Linked DNA regions of Homo sapiens: region 2 is linked to region 1. Evidence: read pairs that join two places in POLR2A ChIA-PET (ENCODE). Cell type or tissue: IMR-90. All regions are shown on one strand. Links, peaks and the distances in the headings refer to the core of each region. The heading gives the core; the rest is flanking DNA. Region 1 overlaps LONRF3 (LON peptidase N-terminal domain and ring finger 3). Region 2 has its middle 26 kb from the start of LONRF3.

What was found. Peaks named below come from ENCODE experiments on the same cell type or tissue, not always from the same donor. Only the 100,000 strongest peaks of a DNase experiment are listed, where the experiment ranks them.
Region 2: POLR2A ChIA-PET joins it to region 1 with 8 read pairs; 2 of 35 experiments call an interaction of 5 or more read pairs at or near these places.

The regions. Positions count from the first base shown.
Region 1 is chrX:119,012,442-119,017,823 of GRCh38, reverse strand. LONRF3 (LON peptidase N-terminal domain and ring finger 3) reads right to left here. Exons shown (of 11, transcript NM_001031855.3): 9 at 4,623-4,785; 10 at 3,468-3,617; 11 at 1-289. The coding sequence ends at 134. Among named protein-coding and RNA genes, the nearest start is that of LONRF3, 41 kb to the right of the region's middle. RefSeq lists a silencer at 2,264-2,323. In IMR-90, for the core only: no CTCF peak of the experiment used is centred there; a DNase peak (open chromatin) is centred at 2,213; H3K27me3 peaks cover 262 bases.
Region 2 is chrX:118,946,365-118,951,746 of GRCh38, reverse strand. No RefSeq gene overlaps it. Among named protein-coding and RNA genes, the nearest start is that of LONRF3, 26 kb to the left of the region's middle. In IMR-90, for the core only: no CTCF peak of the experiment used is centred there; no DNase peak of the experiment used is centred there; H3K27me3 peaks cover 189 bases.

The DNA.
Region 1 (5,382 bases), core at 228-5,227:
GATCAACAGCAGGCTGATGCCTCTGTTTGACACCCCCTTCTGTTAAGATATTATTGCAATTAGATATATTTACAAGAAGACTCCCCCCGACGGCAGTGGGGAAGGTGGGAGCTCCTCTTCGGCAATCCACTCACTAGTTTTGGTTTCGGGATATGAAGGCCAGGACTCGTCGAATACCATTCAGTCTGTCCTTTAAGGACCTCATTGCTAGGAAGGGGAGCTGAGCTCGGCTTTCCAAGGGAAGAACTGCTAACATCCACCAGCACCAGGCTGGGCCATTCGGGTTCATCTGCAACAGAGAAACACAATGGAGTCATCCTATTCCCATCCAAGAACATCAGTCTGCAGAGTTCCAAATGCTCAAGGTAAAGACCCCAGGTAGAACAACTCCATGTGGCAGATTGCTAATTGACCCTATATCTATTTTCCCCCTTATTTTAGCAGGGCATATAGCCACCCAGAAAAAAGACTGCATTTCTCAGCTTCCCTTGCAGCTAGGTGAGGCCATGAGACAAAGTTCTGGCTAATGAGATGTAAAGGGAAGTGATATGTGTAACCTCTTGGTCATGCTCTGGGAAAGAAGCATATGCCCTCTGCCTTCCTCTTTCTCTCCCTTTCCCCTAGCTAGAACATGGACGTGGTGAGGATCAGCCTTTCTCAATCAAGAGGATGAGGGAGACATTTTAAGGATGGTAGAGTTTTGTGATGAAGGAGCCTGGGTGCCTGAATGCTCTTGTGGAATAGAGCTGCCCTAACTGTCCAAGACTTAGCCCCTCCATCTTGTTTAAGCTCCAGTCATTTTTGTTTCTTGTTAAAGCAAACCAACCAGTATCCTAACAGATACACCATGCCTCCTAGCCAATGTGATTTTACAAGCTGGTATCTACTATGTAGTCTCTTCCACTTCTAATATTCTGTTGAGGTCCTTTGGACTGATGCATTTAACATTCAGGCCTTCGATTCCCATGACCCCTTGACCTTTGCATGTCTTTTAAGTCCCCTCATTTCCTTGATGTGGCTGAAGGCAATAGTCCATGTATACCATGTCACTATACAGGGCCATAGCTCTCTTCTCCCCTGAAACCAAAGGCTATGATTTACAGTCCCAAAGAATCACAATCTCACTTTGCAAAAATTCCAATTAGAAAACATTCACATTAGAAATATATTCTGCCCCAGGGCCGGGCACAGTGGCTCACGCCTGTAATCCCAGCACTTTGGGAGGCCAGCGGGTGGATCACGAGGTCAGGAGATCGAGACCATCCTGGCTAACACGACGAAACCCCATCTCTACTAAAAATACAAAAAATTAGCCGGGCGCGGTGGCGGGCTTCTGTAGTCCCAGCTACTCCGGAGGCTGAGGCAGGAGAGTGGCGTGAACCTGGGAGGCGGAGCTTGCAGTGAGCTGAGATATGCCACTGCACTCCAGCCTGGGCGACAGAGCAAGACTCCGTCTCAAAAAAAAAAAAAAAAGAAAGAAAGAAAGAAAGAAATATATTCTGCCCCTAGATTTCCTTTTAATAAAGAGCTTTCCCATTCCACATAAATCCTTCCCCAAAGCAGCTTCCCTGGCACATATTTTAGACATTGGGTACTTATTTCCTTCTAAGCCTAAAACGAGCTTTCTGCCCACAACTTTCACAAGTTTGGTTTTAGGACTATAGAGAACCATTCTGGTCAAAGTGCCTACACCTGAAATTATTTGGCTCCAAATTGGTTCCTCTGATCGTCACCAAATCTCACTGCCTTCTTTGCTTCTTTGTGCCTCTAACTTCATTTGCATTCTTTTTTGTCCCTCCCTGAAGCTGGCAATATGCTCTCCCTCCTATGATCAGTTCTGAATATTAGACTGATGTTCTGAACTTTCTTTCCAAGGATCACCAACAAAGATATTTAAGCTGGTATTAACACTTGTGGCAGTTTCTAAGAAACATCCTCCTGACAGAACATGCTTATTTGTGGGACCACTGGGGATGCAGCATTGACTGGAGCAAACTGGGATGGGTATGGGTTTTTCTTTTTTGCTGGTGCTGCTGCTGCCAAAGCAACATAATAACAGAACTAAGAAAAAAGGAAGTGAAACCCAAGATTTCAACTTTCTCTGTCATTAGCCTTTATGAATCACACTGTAGCATCTGTGTTTTCCCGTTACCATTGCTGATCTGTATCTTTTGCCTAAGGGAGAACGCTTCCCGGAAGGTGAAGGGGAACATTAAGCTTGATCGTGAGTTTGCTCAGAGGTATATGCTGCAGTCCTGACTCATCGTGGCCCAGAGCCAGGAGCTGGGTCACAGGAAGCACTAACTGGCCTTTCTCCCTTGAAAACTCATGATGCCTTTGCATGGGGGGGGAAAGAAGCCACCTTTGTGGTCTGAGGAAAGCAAGACATTTCATTTAGGGAACAGACTGGTGTCTTAGAACCTCAGAATGCAAGAGGAAGAGGGGGCTTTAGAACCCTCCTCATGTCAGAGATGGGACAAAAGTTGAGAAAGGGAAAGGAATCTTCCCAAGGTCATACTGCTAGTGAGGTAAGCAGGACCAGACTTTTGGTCAGAATATGCATATTGAGATTTTTTCTTTTGTGACAGAGTTGGGGATGAGCATAAGTAAAGAATCAATGTAGGAGAGCCAGCTTGGAGCATAGGAAGAGATGGTCGTGAGGAAATATGTGGTTAGGATATCTCCAGCCTTATCCTAGAAAGACAGTATTCCCTGATTTATTCCAGGCAAGCAAAGCTTAGTGAAACTTAACCATCTCCACTCTCCTAGGGAGCTTCTGATCTGCAGCTTGATCTTTCAAATAGGCCTATCCCCCAGGAAGAACACTGATCAGTAGAACCTAACAAACTACTGTCTAGTATAACTCAACTAACAGTATTTAATGATGAACAGAGCTGTTCAGCCCTGGTGAGGACAATAGCAAGGGTCTAGACTTGCAGGGCGAAGCATAGATAGACCGAGGCACGAAAAGTTTTTGTGGTCTTGCAGTTGTAATCTTATAAGGGTAGCTGGCCCTATCCCCTAGTTCCCAAAGCAATGAGGGAGAGGGTTATGAAGTTACCTGAAAGCAGCAGCTTTTGGTCTCAGCTCCCAGGATACCCTTCTCTTAAGTCCTGGCCTTTGCATGTAACTTGTCACCCTAACACTACCATGGTGTGAATCTGGACTCCCATGGAAGGTTCTTCTGTTGGTGATATCTATGTTCCCATTCTCTTATCTTACTTAGTTCTCAAAACCTGCCTTGGATCCAAGTTCCTACTGCTTTACTTTAGTTACCCCGATTCTAACTTGGGATCTTTTTGGTCTTACTCATGACGCTCACTGTGCAGCCAAACAACACCAAATTAAATCCATCTTCCTCTCTGCATTCGATGTGCTGAATGGCAGCCACATACCCATCTAATCACAAACACTAGGCACTCTCTTCTAGTGGGACAACCCGTTTAAAAATAGACATTTTTCTATACCTGAGGATCGGCGTCTTTCTCCGGCATGGGACCAAAGTGATTGAGTATCCGATTCTTTAGGGATAATTTGAGCGAATGAAACCACAATGATGCTTGCTGATAGACACAGTTATGTAATCCCATGAGCTCAGCACAATCCTCTCCCTGAACCTGAAAGTATCAAAGTGGAAGTGAAACATTCTGTACCCTCTCCATCATTCCCAGAGTCACTTTTGACACCTGATTCGCTTTGAGCATCCATCCTGCCTTCCTATGGGAAGGCTCACCCATTCAGCTTTCTCCTTTGCTTGATGTGAAATGCCCCTTAGTCAAGTGCTGGACAGTGTGTAGATACTGCTGACCATGGAGGAAGGAGAAAGGTTCAGCTGGGTAGATTAGCTGAAACAGCAAAACATGCAGAAAACCAGAGATTCAAACCGGCCTGAGTGGAGGCATGTGGTTAAACCAGGTTATGCTGGTCCATGCCTTTGCCCTTTTCATTTTTACATCTGTTTTCTCATTACTTGCTGGAAAAGACACAGGAGTATGTCAGTCTCAGCATGTAACTATCTTGGTCAAACACATTTACTCAGTCATCAGATATTTATTAATCTACTATGTAACAAATGTAAATATAAATGAATATAGGATTATTTACCTCTTCTTCCACCCATTACCTCAGAAAACCAAGGATTAACTAGATGTGTCATCTTTCTGCCTTAGGGGATGATGGATTATTGGGAAGGGCTCTTAGCCAGGTTACGTACTTTAAAATACAAATGCATGTGTGGATCTATAATTGTCTCAAAAGAAAAAAGTTTAAAATATACATAAATCGATAGATAAAATATATATGTATAGACCCACCCCAGATCCATTCCTTGCAATCTTTGGCAGAGACTTAACTCCCAAGCTGAATGAGCCCCAGGGTTGATCTAGGATAACATTTCCTATGCATGAATGCAACTCAGCAGCTAAGCAGAGCCAGGACAGTAGGCGCCCTCACTGCCATAGTGCAACTGGACAGCAATCCAGCAGCATTCAATGTTGCTGCAGCAATTTGGTGTGAAATCCCAAGGCCCTCAAGGGTTCTGAGAAATCCTTTCACAACTATCTTTGTGTATCAAGTTACAAGGATAGCCTGGCTTTGGGATTCTTGGCACTGGCCACCCTTACCTTTTGGTCTTCAATGTATTCAATGTCGGCTGTGTTGTAGCCATCCCGCTGGCTCTGATGGAGCACCCTGAAGCGCCTCTTGCCTATGCTGTCAACCACTGAGCGGCCATCAGCAAAGAATTGAACATTTCTGATCTCTAGGATGCAGCCATATTCTGCAAACCTGTTTATTGAGAATGGAGTCGAGAGACTAGATCCTTGATGAGTTCTGTTTCCCTGGGCTGGCACCCAGCCATTTCTGTAGCCCCATGCTGTGGCTCAAGGGACTTCTGCCTATTTTCCTGTCCCTGGGTTACAGCTTCAATTACACAACAGGCAGTGCCTGTGTGAAGAAAAAAAATTCGTAATGTATTCGTGTAACTGCTACCATTTATTGAGCACATACTATGTGCTGTGCCAGTGCTATGGTTTGAATGTTTGCCTCCTCTACAACCCATTTTGAAATTTAATTGCTATTGTAACATTATTAAGAGGTGGGACATTTAAGAGGTGATTAGGCCTCCACCCTCATGAATGCATTAATGCTGATATGGTGAAAGTAGAGTAGGGTTGTTATTAATATAAAAGGGCAAGTTTGACCCCCTTCTTTCTCTCTCTCTCTGTTGCCCTTCTGCTATGCCCTTCCACTATGTTATGATAAAGGAAGAAGGCCCTTGCCAGATGCCAGCACCTTGACCTAGGACTTCCCAGCCTCCAGAACCATGAGAAATAAATTTTGATTGTTCATAAATTATTAGTCTGTGGCATTCTGTTATAGTAG
Region 2 (5,382 bases), core at 260-5,259, 66 kb after region 1:
TTCATACTACACTTAGTACTTCAAGTCCATTTTCTTCACCAAGTGAAGCCTTTGCAGAATTCATAAAGGAGGGCCTGAAATAAGCCCTGAAAGGGTTTTAAAGTTCTTAAAAGTTCACAGTCTGGTGCAGTGGCTCATGCCTGTAATTCCAGTACTTTGGGAGGCTGAAGTGGGAGGATGGCTTAAAGCCAAGAGTTGGAGACCAGCCTGGGCAACATAGCGAGACCCCATCTCTACAAAAAAATTAAAAAATAGCCAGGCATGGTGGTACAAGTCTGTGGTCCAAGCTACTCAGGAGGCTGAGGCAGGAGAATCCCTTGAGCCCAGGAGGTCAAGGCTGTAGTGAACCATGATTGCACTACTGCACTCCAGCCTTGGCAACAGAGTGAGACCCAAGTCTCAAGAAAAAAAAGTCCACAGAAATAAGATTTACCAAATGTTCAAAAATAATTATGATGAATCACAATCGTGAAGAAACAGTTTTCTGTCTTTATTACAAAGTTATTTTTGAAGTGTTTCTTCATGAATCATACAAAATAGCTGATTGCAATATATATTGTCATCTTCATAACTACTTCTGAGAGAGAAAAACTCTAGTTAAAAAAAGGAAACCAATATTTTAATTGAAAAATATTTTCTGGGCCAGGTGCGGTGGCTCACGCCTGTAATCCCAGCACTTTGGGAGGCCGAGGCGAGCAGATCACATCTGCATCTCCATCACATCAGGAGATGGAGACCATCCTGGCTAACATGGTGAAACCCTGTCTCTACTAAAAATACAAAAAATTAGCCTGGCGTGGTGGCAGGCACCTGTAGTCCCAGCTACTCGGGAGGCTGAGGCAGGAGAATGGCGTGAACCCGGGAGGCAGAGCTTGCAGTGAACCGAGATCGCACCACTGCACTCCAGCCTGGGTGACAGAGCGAGACTCCGTCTCAAAAAAAAAAGGAAAAATATTTTCTGCACAGTAAAATAAATGACACAGTAATGAAAGAAACAATATACTTCCCAAATGTAGATTATGTCATTATTAAATAATTCTCTTCTTAAATTTTGATTCAATTTTAATCCACAGTAAAGCTGTAAGTTATTTTGGTAAAGTGGCAAGCCCTTCTAGATTATTCACTTCAAGGATCAGAGCAGCATTATGTCTTTGTTCTTGAAAGTGGAATTGGTTTTTTTTAAAAGATAGAGACATATTAATGATAGAGTCTATGAATTCTCTGTCCAGAATGGATTCTATTCAGAGCGATGCGTGGTACATTAAATACTTTCACAGGCATTAACATCACATATCATTACTTTGTTTAAAAAACAAATGGGGCCAGGCGCGGTGGTTCACACCTGTAATCCCAGCACTTTAGGAGACCAAGGCAGGCAGATCATGAGGTCAAGAGATCGAGACCATCCTGGCCAACATGGTGAAACCCCGTCTCTACTACAAATACAAAAATTAGCTGGGCGTGGTGGCAGGCACCTGTAGTCCCAGCTACTTGGGAGGCTAAAGCAGGAGAATCGCTTGAACCGGGGAAGCACAGGTTGCAGTGAGCCCAGATGATGCCACTGTACTCCAGCCTGGCAACAGAGCGAGACTCCGTCTCAGAAAAAAAAAAAAAAAATTTTAGTCAGGTCTTTCTGCTGCTATCACTATCATGAATGTCAGGTATCTGGCTATACTGACATTCATATTCCTGGGACACACTGTTTTGAATTGAGTGGAGGGCATTCAGTACTTACAGAACTCTACTGAGATGTTACCACTACTAGATCCCTCCCCACAATGACAGTTGACTTTTCTAAGGGCACTCATCAAGTTGTATTATAAGATAAATCACATGTGTATATTTTTCATAAGACTGTGAACTTACTGAGGGAAGGAACTTTTTTTTTTTTTGAGACAGAGTCGCCAGGCTGGAGTGTAGTGGCGTAATCAAGGCTCACTGCAGCCTCTGCCTCTTGGGCTCAAGCGATTCTCCTGCCTCAGCCTCCCAAGTAGTTGGGATTAAAGGTTTGCCACCATGCCTGACTAATTTTTGCATTTTTTGTAGAGACAGGGGTTTTGTTATGTTGCTCAGTCTGGTCTTGAACTCCTGAGCTCAAGCAATCTGCCTGTCTCCACCTGCCAAACTGTTGAGATTAAGGCATGTGTGACTGCACCCAGCCCCTTTTTTAAATCTTTAGTATTACTAACACAGTACCTCAAACATAGTAATAATGATAAATGTAATGATGATAACAATAATAACCTATACTGAACACTTTCTATATACCAGGCCCTATTTCTAAGTATATTACGTGGTTGACTCAATTAATCTCACAACGATCTTAGGAGGGAAGTACTGTTTAATCTACATTTTACAAATGAGGAAACAGAGGTACCCACTGGTTGAGTAACTTGTCCAAGGCTATACAGCTAAATAAATTGCACAGCCAGGACTTGAACCCAAGCAGTCCAGCTCCAGAGTAATGCTCTTAACCTCTAAAGGTATGCTCTGCTGCCTAGAGTATGTATTCAATAATTATCATGGCAAATATTTATTTGACTATTCTCCAGACACATGTTGTAACTTAAACATATAAATGAATGTAGTCCTTCAAAGATGTTGCCCTGGCCGGGTGCGGTGGCTCACTCCTGTAATCCCAGCACTTTGGGAGGCGGAGGCGGGCGGATTATGAGGTCAGGAGATTGAGACCATCCTGGCTAACATGGTGAAGCCCAGTCTCTACTAAAAATACAAAAAATTAGCTACTCGGGAGGCTGAGGGAGGAGAATGGTGTCAACCCGGGAGGCAGAGCTTGCAGTGAGCCGAGATCGCGCCACTGCACTCCAGCCTGGGCGACAGAGCGAGACTCCATCTCAAAAAACAAACAAACAAACAAAACAAAACAAAAACAAAAAACCGAAGATGTTGCCCTGGGAAGCTTCTATTGTTCAGAACCTTTTGTAATTCCTCCTTTGGAGTTGTTCTCAGAGCCAGTCTATGAATCAGAGAAGAAAAGTGGTCAATATATTATGATCATAACTCATTTTTAAATAAGCTAGATGAATACCTTATGTGCCCAACTTGTTTCTGAATAACATTTGTTTTCCAAAAATCATTCTCCATTAAAAGAATGAAAATTTTCTGTTGTTGAAGATGGTCCAAAAATGTGATGCAGAGATATTTTTCAATCAACTAACAAATATTTACTGAGCAACTAGTCCTGTACATGCTTGGCCCCAGGGGTACAAAAACCACAGAAGACATCCTCCCTATCTTCAGGGAGCACTCAGCCAGGTGAAGGAGAAAGATAATCCAGTATGACAAGTGCTTTGACTGACGCAAGCACAGGAGCCCAGAAGAGGGGCATGAAACCCAGCTTTAGGAGTGAGGGCCAGCTTCCTGAAAGAAGGAAGTAATGTCTAATTTTAGTCCCAAAAGACAAGCAGTTGTTGCCACACCAATAGAACAAAGGCATGGACTCTCATGGTGGCTACATTAAAGGGGAGATTATATCTTTGAGTGAGTACACCCTATTATGTTTGTTGTTAAAAGATAATAATCACTTTATTTTGTAGTCATACCTGGTACTCAAGTTGTTTTTGCCTTAAAACTGAAAATATTTGTAGATAGTGGTTTAAAAGCTACATGAGTTTTAAGTATGTTTGAGTGTTGTTTGCTTTTGTTACTGAACCAGTTACATAAGTTTCCCTAAAGAATTTTGCTGAAGGAGTAAACAGAAAACAAAATGATACATTAAGAAGTTAATTATATCAGAATCTACCACAGTGGGTTAATAGGTATAGTATATAGCAGGCACATGATGACCATTTGTTTGAAAAACTAAAGGAGTAACTCCTTAGTACTGATTCTCCATATTTTTTTTTTTTTTTTGAGACGCAGTTTTGCTCTTGTTGCCCAGGCTGGAGTGCAATGGCACGATCTCGGCTCACTGCAACCTCCACCTCCTGGGTTCAAGTGATTCTCCTACCTTAGTCTCCCAAGTAGCTGGGATTACAGGCATGTGCTACCACCCAACTAATTTTTGTATTTTTAGTAGAGACAGGGTTTTACCCCATTGGCCAGTCTGGTCTCAATCTCCTGACGTCACGTGATCCACCTGCCTCGGCTTCCCAAAGTGCTGAGATTACAGGTGTGAGCCACCATGCCCAGCCTGATTCTCCATAATTTAAACAAGCAGCTTGTTTCCTTCACTCCTGTGAGCCAAAGTAGGCCAGGATAACCACACACTGGGAGAGAAATGACTGCTCTGGCAGTGGCTCATGCTTTTTTCAATATATCGATTTGAAGGACAGTAACTTTGAGCCATGAGGAGTGGGAGATATGATAACCCAAGAAAAGGATGCCCTATGTTTTTGTAACTTACCTGCCCTTAAAAATAAATGAGCCTGGGATCACACAAAACTGTCCTTCGAGGAAAAAAGGTCTCGGGAGGTAGGTAAGTGTTGTTCAACATGGGTGGGGTTAAGTGCTTAGATACAATGAGCGATGGTGGGCAGTGTTCTATTCCAGTTGCATGCAGAGACAAGAGTTTGAAGGCTCTCTTCTCTGTAATCTTCATCCTCTAAGTGGCCTGATGCTAACTCTGTAAAATTTTTACAGAGAGCAAGAAGTAGAACTCATAACAAGGAAGCCTAGAGGTCCTAGAGCCTCTCCTAGAGGATTAGGAAAGGTCTGAGGCATGAGATACTATATGGGAAGATAGCCCTTTCTGGGATTTGAGAGTGAAATAACCCTGGGTAAGAGGATACACTGGGCACTCGGAAAAAAGGAATGCCTGCTAAAGCAAAGGGTGCCAAAGATAAACTTGACCTGATTGTCTAGAGCCGAGCCCAGTGAGTTTAAAGAGTAGGGGACAAGAGTTAATAGGAAGGAAAAGAATTTTCCTGCTCTATCTGCCTTCCTACCATTTATTGACTCATTTGCACATGAAATATTTAAAGAATCACGACAGGGAGCTGAAGGAGCTACAGAAAAGAGTTTCTGCCCTCAAGTAATTTGTAATCCTGAGGGACTCTGATGCTGTACTAAGTTATGTCTTGTTGCTAAGACATAAAACAGTCAGCGAAACAATACAATGTCCTTCCCCAGATCCGCCCCACCCGCTCCCCAACACTACCCTTAAGGGCTGTTCATCCTACACACTCTTAATTATTTCAGACTCATGAAAATCCACAGGTATTGATTTTACAAAGAATGCAGCAATATTCTTTCAAATGATTTCCCTATGTGTTCCCAGTGCACAGAGAAATATATCCACATGTTCAATCACTTACCTATTATATAAAGCAGGGCTGTTCAAATATGTTTTTTCTTCTTAGCAGTTGAACTTCTTTTCAAACAAATTTTACAGAGAATAGCCACACGTAAAATATGAAAACA